2 separate regions of the Homo sapiens genome follow, and region 2 is linked to region 1. Evidence: chromatin contacts called from ENCODE Hi-C or POLR2A ChIA-PET data. All regions are on one chromosome and are shown on one strand. Each heading gives the region's core, a stretch centred on a gene start or an enhancer-like site at or near the end of the contact. The rest is flanking DNA. Distances are from core to core; before and after follow the strand shown. Region 1 overlaps LOC105370265 (a long non-coding RNA gene). Region 2 overlaps LOC105370265 (a long non-coding RNA gene).

Evidence for each region. A loop is a pair of places that touch in the nucleus more often than their neighbours do. ChIA-PET counts read pairs that join two places held with the same protein, here RNA polymerase II (POLR2A). Pooled maps may share reads with other maps.
Region 2: a loop to region 1 is called in a map of heart right ventricle, with 3 times the contacts of the local background. The contact joins two enhancer-like sites. A Hi-C loop is called at or near these places in 4 of 168 maps with a recorded cell type or tissue (Right ventricle myocardium inferior, heart left ventricle and heart right ventricle), 1 of 37 single-sample maps with no recorded cell type and 2 of 50 pooled maps. POLR2A ChIA-PET finds 5 or more read pairs at or near these places in 1 of 52 experiments (activated T-cell).

The regions. Positions count from the first base shown.
Region 1 is chr13:76,762,810-76,767,107 of GRCh38, reverse strand. All of the region lies in intron 1 of LOC105370265 (a long non-coding RNA gene), which reads left to right. Among named protein-coding and RNA genes, the nearest start is that of KCTD12, 120 kb to the left of the region's middle. Within about 2 kb of position 2,512, at least 6 of the 41 ENCODE cell types and tissues checked have a DNase peak (open chromatin) inside an H3K27ac peak, as active enhancers do.
Region 2 is chr13:76,796,553-76,801,023 of GRCh38, reverse strand. The region is part of intron 1 of LOC105370265 (a long non-coding RNA gene); the gene reads left to right. Among named protein-coding and RNA genes, the nearest start is that of KCTD12, 88 kb to the left of the region's middle. RefSeq lists an enhancer at 2,666-2,785. Within about 2 kb of position 2,816, at least 2 of the 41 ENCODE cell types and tissues checked have a DNase peak (open chromatin) inside an H3K27ac peak, as active enhancers do.

The DNA.
Region 1 (4,298 bases), core at 1,263-3,762:
ACGGCTTCCTAGGAGATAGCTTTGGAGTTCAGCATAAAATAAAGATTCTCAGACCTCATCCCTGCTGTCGAATCAGAATCTCTGAGATTAGGGCTGGGAGTTTCTAGGCTTGAAAATTCCTCAGGTAAAAATTACTCAGGATATGCCTAACTGATTCCTGATCTGCTATTTGTTGGCTTGAGCAGTTACAAACTAAAAATGTTTATAGAAAAACTATTATCCTTTGAGAAACACAGTGAATTCTTTAGTAATTGGAGGAAAAGGAGAGAAGAAAGTAATACATAATCCCAATTCTTAGTTAAAGACCAACAACAACTCTTAGCAACCCAGTTTCCCCCGTTTTTATTTATTTAATCATTATTTTATTTTGTTATTTCAAATAATGCAGTGATTATCTTGGAACCCACCAACCAAAAACCAAAGCTGGCATCCTCACAGTTACTAGGCCTCACCTGTTACATGGCTTTGTCCTCACCTCATTGTCTGGATGTTTACCCACCAAAGGCAGCCATCACTCTGAATCCCATATTCATCATTCTCTTGCTTTTTAAAAAATATAGTTTATTGTATTTATATAGTTTTTCTACAAAGTCTATGTAGTTTTGTTTTAATGATGTTTGACTTTATAAAAAGAGTAGCATGCTGCATGCAGTGTTTTGGTGCTTACTTCTGAATCTTACTATTACATTGCGAAAACTGTTCCATATTGTTGGATGCTGCTGTACTTCGGGTGACTGAGCTTTTGGAGTGACTGTGGGAATGACGCACCAGGACTTGCGGTGAGATCACCAATCACCCCAACAAGCAGCTAAGAGGCACTGGGTGTTTCCAGCACTGTCACCTTCCCAGGGCAAGAGAGGAGAAGCCACACCATGGGGTGTCTTTTCAGAAAAAAAGGGAGGCCTAGCCAATGGATTTCCTGTCAACCCAAGTAGCTTAGAGGGGGCAATAGCTTTTCCCTTTTCCATACATGCAATCAGCTATACTCTTTGCCTGCCTGTTATTCAGGAAAATGGCCAGGGAAATGGGTGTTCGTCATGGTTAATGTGCAAATTGGTGAATTCACCCTGATGCCAAGAGCCAATTGTACATTCAGGCTACTTTTCTCAGATGATATATAATACATATCTATAATATCCTGCATTTATGTAACATACTGTTCTATATAGTATAATGTTATATAACATATTGCTACACACTGAGTGGTGTCCTCCAAAAATTCATGTTGAAGCCCTAACCTCCAGTACTTCAGAAGGAGACTGTATTTAGAAAGAGGTTTTTTTAAAGAGGTAATTAACATGAGGTTATTTGTGTGGGCTGTAATCCAATGTGACTAGCCTTGTAATAAGAGAAAATTTGGACACAGACACATATGGAGGAAAGCCTATAAGAACATAGCAAGAAGGCAGCCATCTACAAGCCAAGGAGAGAGGCCCCAGCAAAAACCAACCCTGCCAACACCTTGGTCTCATACTTCTAGCCTCCAGAACTGTGAGAAAAGAAATTTCTGTTGTTTATACTACCTGCTCTGTGGTATTTTATTATGACAGCCCTAGCAAGCTAATATATAATTGTTTTTATTATTACTAGTTTTAGCATAACAAAAAACAGTTCCTGTGACTAGACATCCTGGGTTCAAATTCTGGCCTCACTATTTATGAGTTTATAAGACCTTAGATCGTTCTGGTTCCTCCAAGATGGGGTAGATACATTCCTCGTAGGTCCTTTACAACTAAAAATCTTGGGCTTAATACAACACACCAGCATTGGAAGTCTTTGAAAAGCGAAAGAAGGCCGAGCTGCCCAGGACTTCAGGACCTGAGGAATGGCACTGTGGTGAGCTCCTGGGCTCTCTTATTTCCTCCTGAGTATCTTGCACAGGTGCTGTAGAAGCCTTTAAACCAGAGCCACAAACAGGCACAGACATAAAAAGCTCTGACAAAGGCCTGTTTCTAGGCAAAGGACCAGGAAGCATTTTGGCAGTACCTACCCTACTCTAGACAAATGCCAACCACCAATGGAAAAATGCCCCTCTACCCCTTACCCCCTGCTGGGCAGAAGATTCCATTCTCCTACCAGATGGTGCTAGCAGGACCAAATGAAACCAGGCTGTGCAATTCTCCTGCCAGGTTGGTGTCAGTGGGGTCCAGTGGTGATTTGAGTCTCCATCTAGACCCAGCAGCAATGAGACTTAAGTACATGCTGGGGTTCATCCGTGCTGCACTTTTTTTTCTGGTGTTAGTGGGGCCAAGTGGGGAGCTGAGCATCCACCCCCATCCAGTAGCAACAAGACAGAATTATGTGATGGGAGGCAGGCTAGTTGGTGCTCTGCTTCCCTCCCTCTCCTTACCTTGTGTCAGTGGAGCCCAGTGGGGTGGGAGTTGGTGTCCTGTTTCACCAGGAAGGTGTCACCAGAGCCGAAGAGGAAGCAGAATAGGAACAACCTATCTGCAATGAAGCAGTGTGAGTCAGTGTCCCACTCTTGCCAAGGGAGGGTTTTCAGGGCCCAGTGGGAACTTGGAAGTACACACCCACCCAACCCTTGCACTGCACTTCCCAAGGGGACTTCCTGCTAAAAACAGAAGATTCAATAGGGTGTAGAGTTTCATAATAGAATATCTACAATTCCCAGAATACAATAGAAAGTCATGTGTCATTCTAAAAACCAGGAAGATCACAACATGCATGAGAGAAGCAAGCAGATGTGGAAGTGATCAGACAAATATTTTATAGCAGTCATTATAAAAGTTCCCCAGAAACAATTAAAAAATTCTTTTGAAACAAATAAAAAATTAGGAAATCTAAGCAAAGAAGTAGCAGTCATTAAAAAAACATGAAAATTGTAGAATTGAAAAAATTCAGTAACCAAAGTAAAACCTAGCTGGATGGGCTCAGTAGCACAATGGAGATGATAGAGGACTGAACCAGTGAATTTGAGGACAGATCAATAGAATAGACTCACTATGGATAAGACAGAAAATAGGCTGAAAAACAAAGGCCTTGGAGAAGTTACTTAAATTGTCTGGATTTTATTTCACTCATCTTTAAAATGAGGAACATAATTGTAGCTATGTCAAAAACAAATTTTGTGACAATTAATTGAGATATATAATAAAGGCTTATCTGATGCAATGCCAGGCACATAGTTCTCAATAAAATTTAATCTCTATAATTATTATAATTTCCCTGGGTAGATAGCCATGTGATTTCATCTCTGTACAGTTAATTCAATTCAATAAGCATTTATTAATCACCAGCTGTACACCAGTGAGAAGTAATATTTAGGCTACATGGTCTGGTGGAAACGACATAAGGAGTTAAATTCATATCCAGAATCTGCTACTTCTCAGCTGCGTGATCTTGGACATGATTTTGAGATGCCTGTTTCCCACCTATAAAATGATCAAAGGGCCTATCTAAAAGGGCTGCTTTTTGGAAGGATTAAGGAGCATCTGGTACATAGCAGAGGGAGAAAAATATTGGTTATATTCCTTGAATTTTCATCACAGACTATTAGTTGTATTGAGGTATAATGCTATACAAAGAACTGCATATATTTAATGTATACATGTTAATGAGTTTGGACATATGTAAACACCTGTGATCCTATCACCACAATCAAGGTAATAGACATATCCAACACCTCCCCGATTTTTCTCATCAAAGATTATTTTCCCCAACCATTCAAATTTTTTGAACATATAGAAAGGTTGCAAGAATAGTATAAGAAACACTCATAAAACTTCCACTTAATCCAAGATGATTTGAACAAATAATTTGAGCATGACATTATAGTAATTTGTGAGAAGTATAAAAGAGGAGATTGGCCTCCTTCCTTTGACAAACTTTTACTCTAAATCAGAAGGTGACAACACTGAATCATAGAACTGTAAAGCTGGAAGGGGCTTTGTATATGTACAGAGAGCAAATAGCTAGAATATGTGACTCCAAATGATAATTGCTGTTCTTAGGAGTTGAGGGAGAGGTCTATGTGGGGGAAGGCTGGGTACAGAAGGTTTCTTGAAAAAAGTGCTTTTAATCAAGGCTTGGAGGAATTCATCAGCCTGGATGAACCGGTGGAGGTTGGCACCATTCCTTGCAGAGATAGAGCCTAGAACTGAGACAGACATGGTCAGGAGCTAATAGGGGATGTTATTGGAGTCCTTTCTGTTTTCTTTGGCAAACAAGGATAGAGAGAACAGTGAAAGGAAGACAGAAGACAGGCCCCAGCTTCTAAGGGACCATTTAGGAAATGACTTTGGTGTTGAATGCAGTCTGGCTAAGGGAATGCATAAGAA
Region 2 (4,471 bases), core at 1,567-4,066, 34 kb before region 1:
AAAATTACAGCAGGATCACTGGTCTTTGGACATATTCAGGGAAGGGATCTCAAGTGTAGAGGGGGCTGGCTTATGATACAAAACAGGAAGTTGGAAAGGAAAAGGGGAATGAATTTGTAATCTAAACTAAAAACTGTCAGGTTTTATGCTTGATGAGTATATCTTTTGTCTTAATTTTGTTTAGAGAAGGAGTAAGTTGTTATTTAGTTATATTTATGGATAAACATTTTGATCAAATTCAATAGAAATAGGCTGGGCGTGGGGGCTCATGTCTGTAATCCCAGTACTTTGGGAGGCCCAGGAAGGAGGATCGCTTGAGCCCAGAAATTCAAGACCAGCCTGGACAACATGGCAAAACCCTGTCTCTACAAAAAAAATACAAAAATTAGTCAGGTGTGGTGGCCTGCGCCTGTAGTCCTAGCTACTTGGGAGGCTGATGTGGGAGGATCACCTGAGCCTGAGGAGGTCGAGGCTGCAGTGAGCCAGGATCGTGCCACTGCACGCCAGCTGGGGCAAAAGAGTGGAACTCTGTCTCGAAAACAAAAAAACAAAACAGCAAAAAAACCCAAATTCCATAGAATTTGGTTTTTATTTTTATTTAATTAAAAAGTGGGATCATCACATTTTAAGTCGATATACAAGTACACTTAAGAGGCCTGCCTTTTTTTTTTTTCAAGAAGTGAGTATTGTTAAATATGTCCTAGTAATTTAACAAACACTGATGTTTATGATTAAAAAAACCCTCTTATGTTTCTATGTTTTGAATTTTGATTTTTTTTGTTAGTGGCTTGATCTGTTATTACTGATATACATTCTCTGTGAACTACGTTTGCTTTTAGTATAAGAGTGGACATTTCAAAGCTACTAGTAGCGTTAAATATTATTTAAGTGGATAAGCAAAAAGAAGTTTACTTTGTGTAATTTCCTCTTAAATTCAATGAAGTTGTGGCTTTATTTTATTTTATTTTTTACAATTCTCTCACGATAGTGTTCAGCTGAAGTTAGTCTCTGTTTTCCTCAGTTGTCCAATGGTGAATATTACTTTATCACCTCCAAGGCTGACTGTGTATGTAAGAATCACAAGATGGTCTACTCTCAGCTGTTGTCTTAGTGATACGGGGCTTTATGAGCTTGCCAATCATTTAACAACTAAAGCAGGAAGTGAATAGTAATGTGTTTGGTCTCCAAGGTGAAAAGTCAACAGACTCCACATTACTGTAATTTTCTTAATGACTGAATCTTTAGCCATAGCATTAACATACGTTGTGTAGTCTTTTTGTTTGTTTTTTTGAGAAGGAGTTTCACTCTTGTTGCCCAGCCTGGAGTGCAGTGGAGCAATCTCTGCTCACTGCAACCTCTGCCTCCCGGGTTCAAGTGATTCTCCTGCCTCAGCCTTCCAAGTAGCTGGAATTACAGGCATGTGCTACCATGCCTGGCTAATTTTTGTATTTTTAGTAAAGACGGGGTTTCAGCATGTTGGTCAGGCTGGTCTCAAACTCCTGACCTCAGGTGATCCACCCTCCTCGGCCTCCCAAAGTGCTGGGATTAACGGTGTGAGCCACCGCACCTGGCATTTTTTTTTTTTTGAGATGGAGTTTTGTTCTTTTGCCAAGGCTGGAGTGCAGTCGTGTGATCTCAGCTCACTGCAACCTTTGCCTCCTGGGTTCAAGTGATTCTCCTGCCTCAGCCTCCCGAGTAGCTGGGATAATTATAGGCACCTGCCACCATGCCCGACTAATTTTTGTATTTTTTAGTAGAGATGGGGTTTCACCATGTTGGTCAGGCTGGTCTCGAACTCCTGACCTCAGGTGATCCACCCGCCTCAGCCTCCCAAAGTGCTGGGATTACAGGTGTGAGCCATCACACCTGGCCCTGCTGTGTAGTTTTGAAAGCAGCAGTGCATAAATAGAAATGTGGACTTTTCAAACAAAATCTTAATCAAGGAACTTTAATGTAGGGATAATAGCTCTCTGGGAACTGGATGTGGTCTGGTGGAGAAACTGCTGGACCAGAAAGTGGACTTAATCATGGGAGAGAGCTTGTGTTAGAAAGAGATAAGCTAGGATGTTTTACCTTGGATAAAGTGGGCAGGGCTTCTCTCTCTGCGTTTTCTGCCACGTTCCCACTCCCTCTGCTCCCTCTTACTCCTCGCAAGTCCCTTAGAAGCCTCTGTCTATGGGGGTGGTTGCTAAAGCTGGGCTTAAAGGCTTTTCTTCTATTATTCTTACAGAATCTCCCTGGAGTAGGCTAATATTATCACCATTTTATAGATGAAGGAACATATGTCACTAGCCCACAATTATAAAGAAAATGGCAAAGCAGAGATTAGAAAATTGTTCTGTGCTTAGTTACCTAAAAAAGGCTCTTGATATTCATGTGATTAATCCCAGAGTAAGTGGTATGAAGGTTCAGAAATATCTGGAAAATTTCAGAAGCAAAACTGTCCCCCTACCTCCATGCATTTTTTTCCCTTTCTTTTTTTCTAAAAAAATTTCAGCGGGAAACTTCCCCATGCTTTCAAAAAACAAGAAAGAAAAAATTTTCTCCCTTTTTCCCATCAAACATTTTAAAAATAGGTTTTTATACCTCAACCCAGAGAAAGTGGAAAATTGGTTATTATTTCAAGATCCAGTATTTCGAGGGTCCTGTACACACACTTAAAACAGTATCTGGAGTCAGGGTTCTGCAGCAAGAAGAAGAAGGAGGTGTGGCCACCAGCAGATGCTAAGTGAACCCTGTGGTGTTCATGTGTCATCAGCAGCATATAATGGCCTCTCACTACCACAGTTCTCTGAGGCCATGAGGAAGGTTGGTTGCCGGGCAGTGCCCTGGTGCTGTGTCATTTAGGACATATGTTTGCAGCCATCTTAGGAAATTTCTTCCTCTCTCACTGTTTCTTCTGCTTATATCACTTGTCAAAATCTAAGGCAAGTAAAAGCAGAAGTTAACTTTATGGCCAGGCATGGTGGCTCACACCTGTAATCCAAGCACTTTGGGAGGCCAAGGCAGGAGGATCAATTGAGCCCAGGAGTTGGAGACCAGCCTGGACAACATAGGGAGATCCCATCTCTACCCCCTCCACCCACCACAAAAAAAAAAAAAAAAAAAAAAAAAAAAGACAGGCAAGGTTGCATGTGCCTGTAGTCCCAGCTACTGGGGACAGGTGTGTGGGGGTGGCACTGAGCCTGGGAGGTTCAGGCTTCAAGGAGCTGTGTTTGTGCCACAGCACTCTAGCCTGTGTGACTGAGCCAGTCCCTGTCTCAAAAACCGAAGCAAAACAAAAAGTAGTTAACTTTTGTAATATTAGACCTCACAAATGAGGGGCTGTGACAAACGCTGAAGAATGTAGTATACTGAATCAATTGTTGATTTATTTCTTATCTTAACTCTATCTGGCACTTAGGTGAGCTTCATCACGTCACAAGTCTCCAAGCCTCAGTGACCTCATTGGTGAAATGGAGCCCATTTTCCTGGTCTTGGCAGGACGTTCTGAAGTATAACTGAGTTAAGAGATGCGAAGGTGCTATATATAGCAGAAGCTAGCTCTATGTTGGACACTTTGTTCTGACCTGGGATTATAACTCAGATTTTTCAGAGGAGGTTAGGATTCCACTTTTTGGAGTTACATTTTAGCATCAGCTATCTACATAACAACATAGAAATGTCCTGACAGAGCAGCATGGTGTTTGGAACTCAGGTCTTGTGTTTCATAGTTGATCATTACTCCAATCTCTCCGAGTTTGTGAAACTGCCACAAAATTACACAAAAACAAAACAGCATCTCACATTCTGTTTGTAAAAGCATCACTTAGTCACCTAGGGCATAATAAATGGAAAGTTGTAGGGCTTAGAAAATGATCAGGTGTTAAGAGAAGCACAGAATGTACTATCATGTTTCAAAGGTTAATAAGCTTTTCCTGTTTCTGTTTTTTTTTTTTCTCTATAGTATTTTACCATCTCACATGACGCTGCTTCTCCAGATGAAGCCGAGATTGAAATGTCACACCGGCAGGATCAATTAGATGTTGTAGAATAGAGAGGCATTTGCTACCTGAACTTAATCCACAGGGCAAGAATGATTGAATGGAGGAGATTGGATATAGGGAGACTCAAGGGTAGAGGAAATCAGTTGAGCATAGTTTAAACAGACACAAAGCAGTATAAATGGTAACTCATGACAAAAAAAAAAAATCAGGGTGAGTGTTTATTATTGTGTATACTGGTTCACTTATTCAATTCTGAGAGACTACAAAGTGGAATAAACACCTGTCACAAAAAGAAATATAGTAGGAAAAGGAAGCAGGTATGTTTTTTGGAAATTCTAGATTTTTGTATCACTTCACAAAAGTGACGAGGAGAAAGATGCAAAACATATTCAGGCTGTAGGATGTCCTATGAGGAAGACAGTAGATGACATGACTGAGTAGGCAACATGATAGCTGTCTTCCTGTAGTTGAAGTCTTGTCATTGC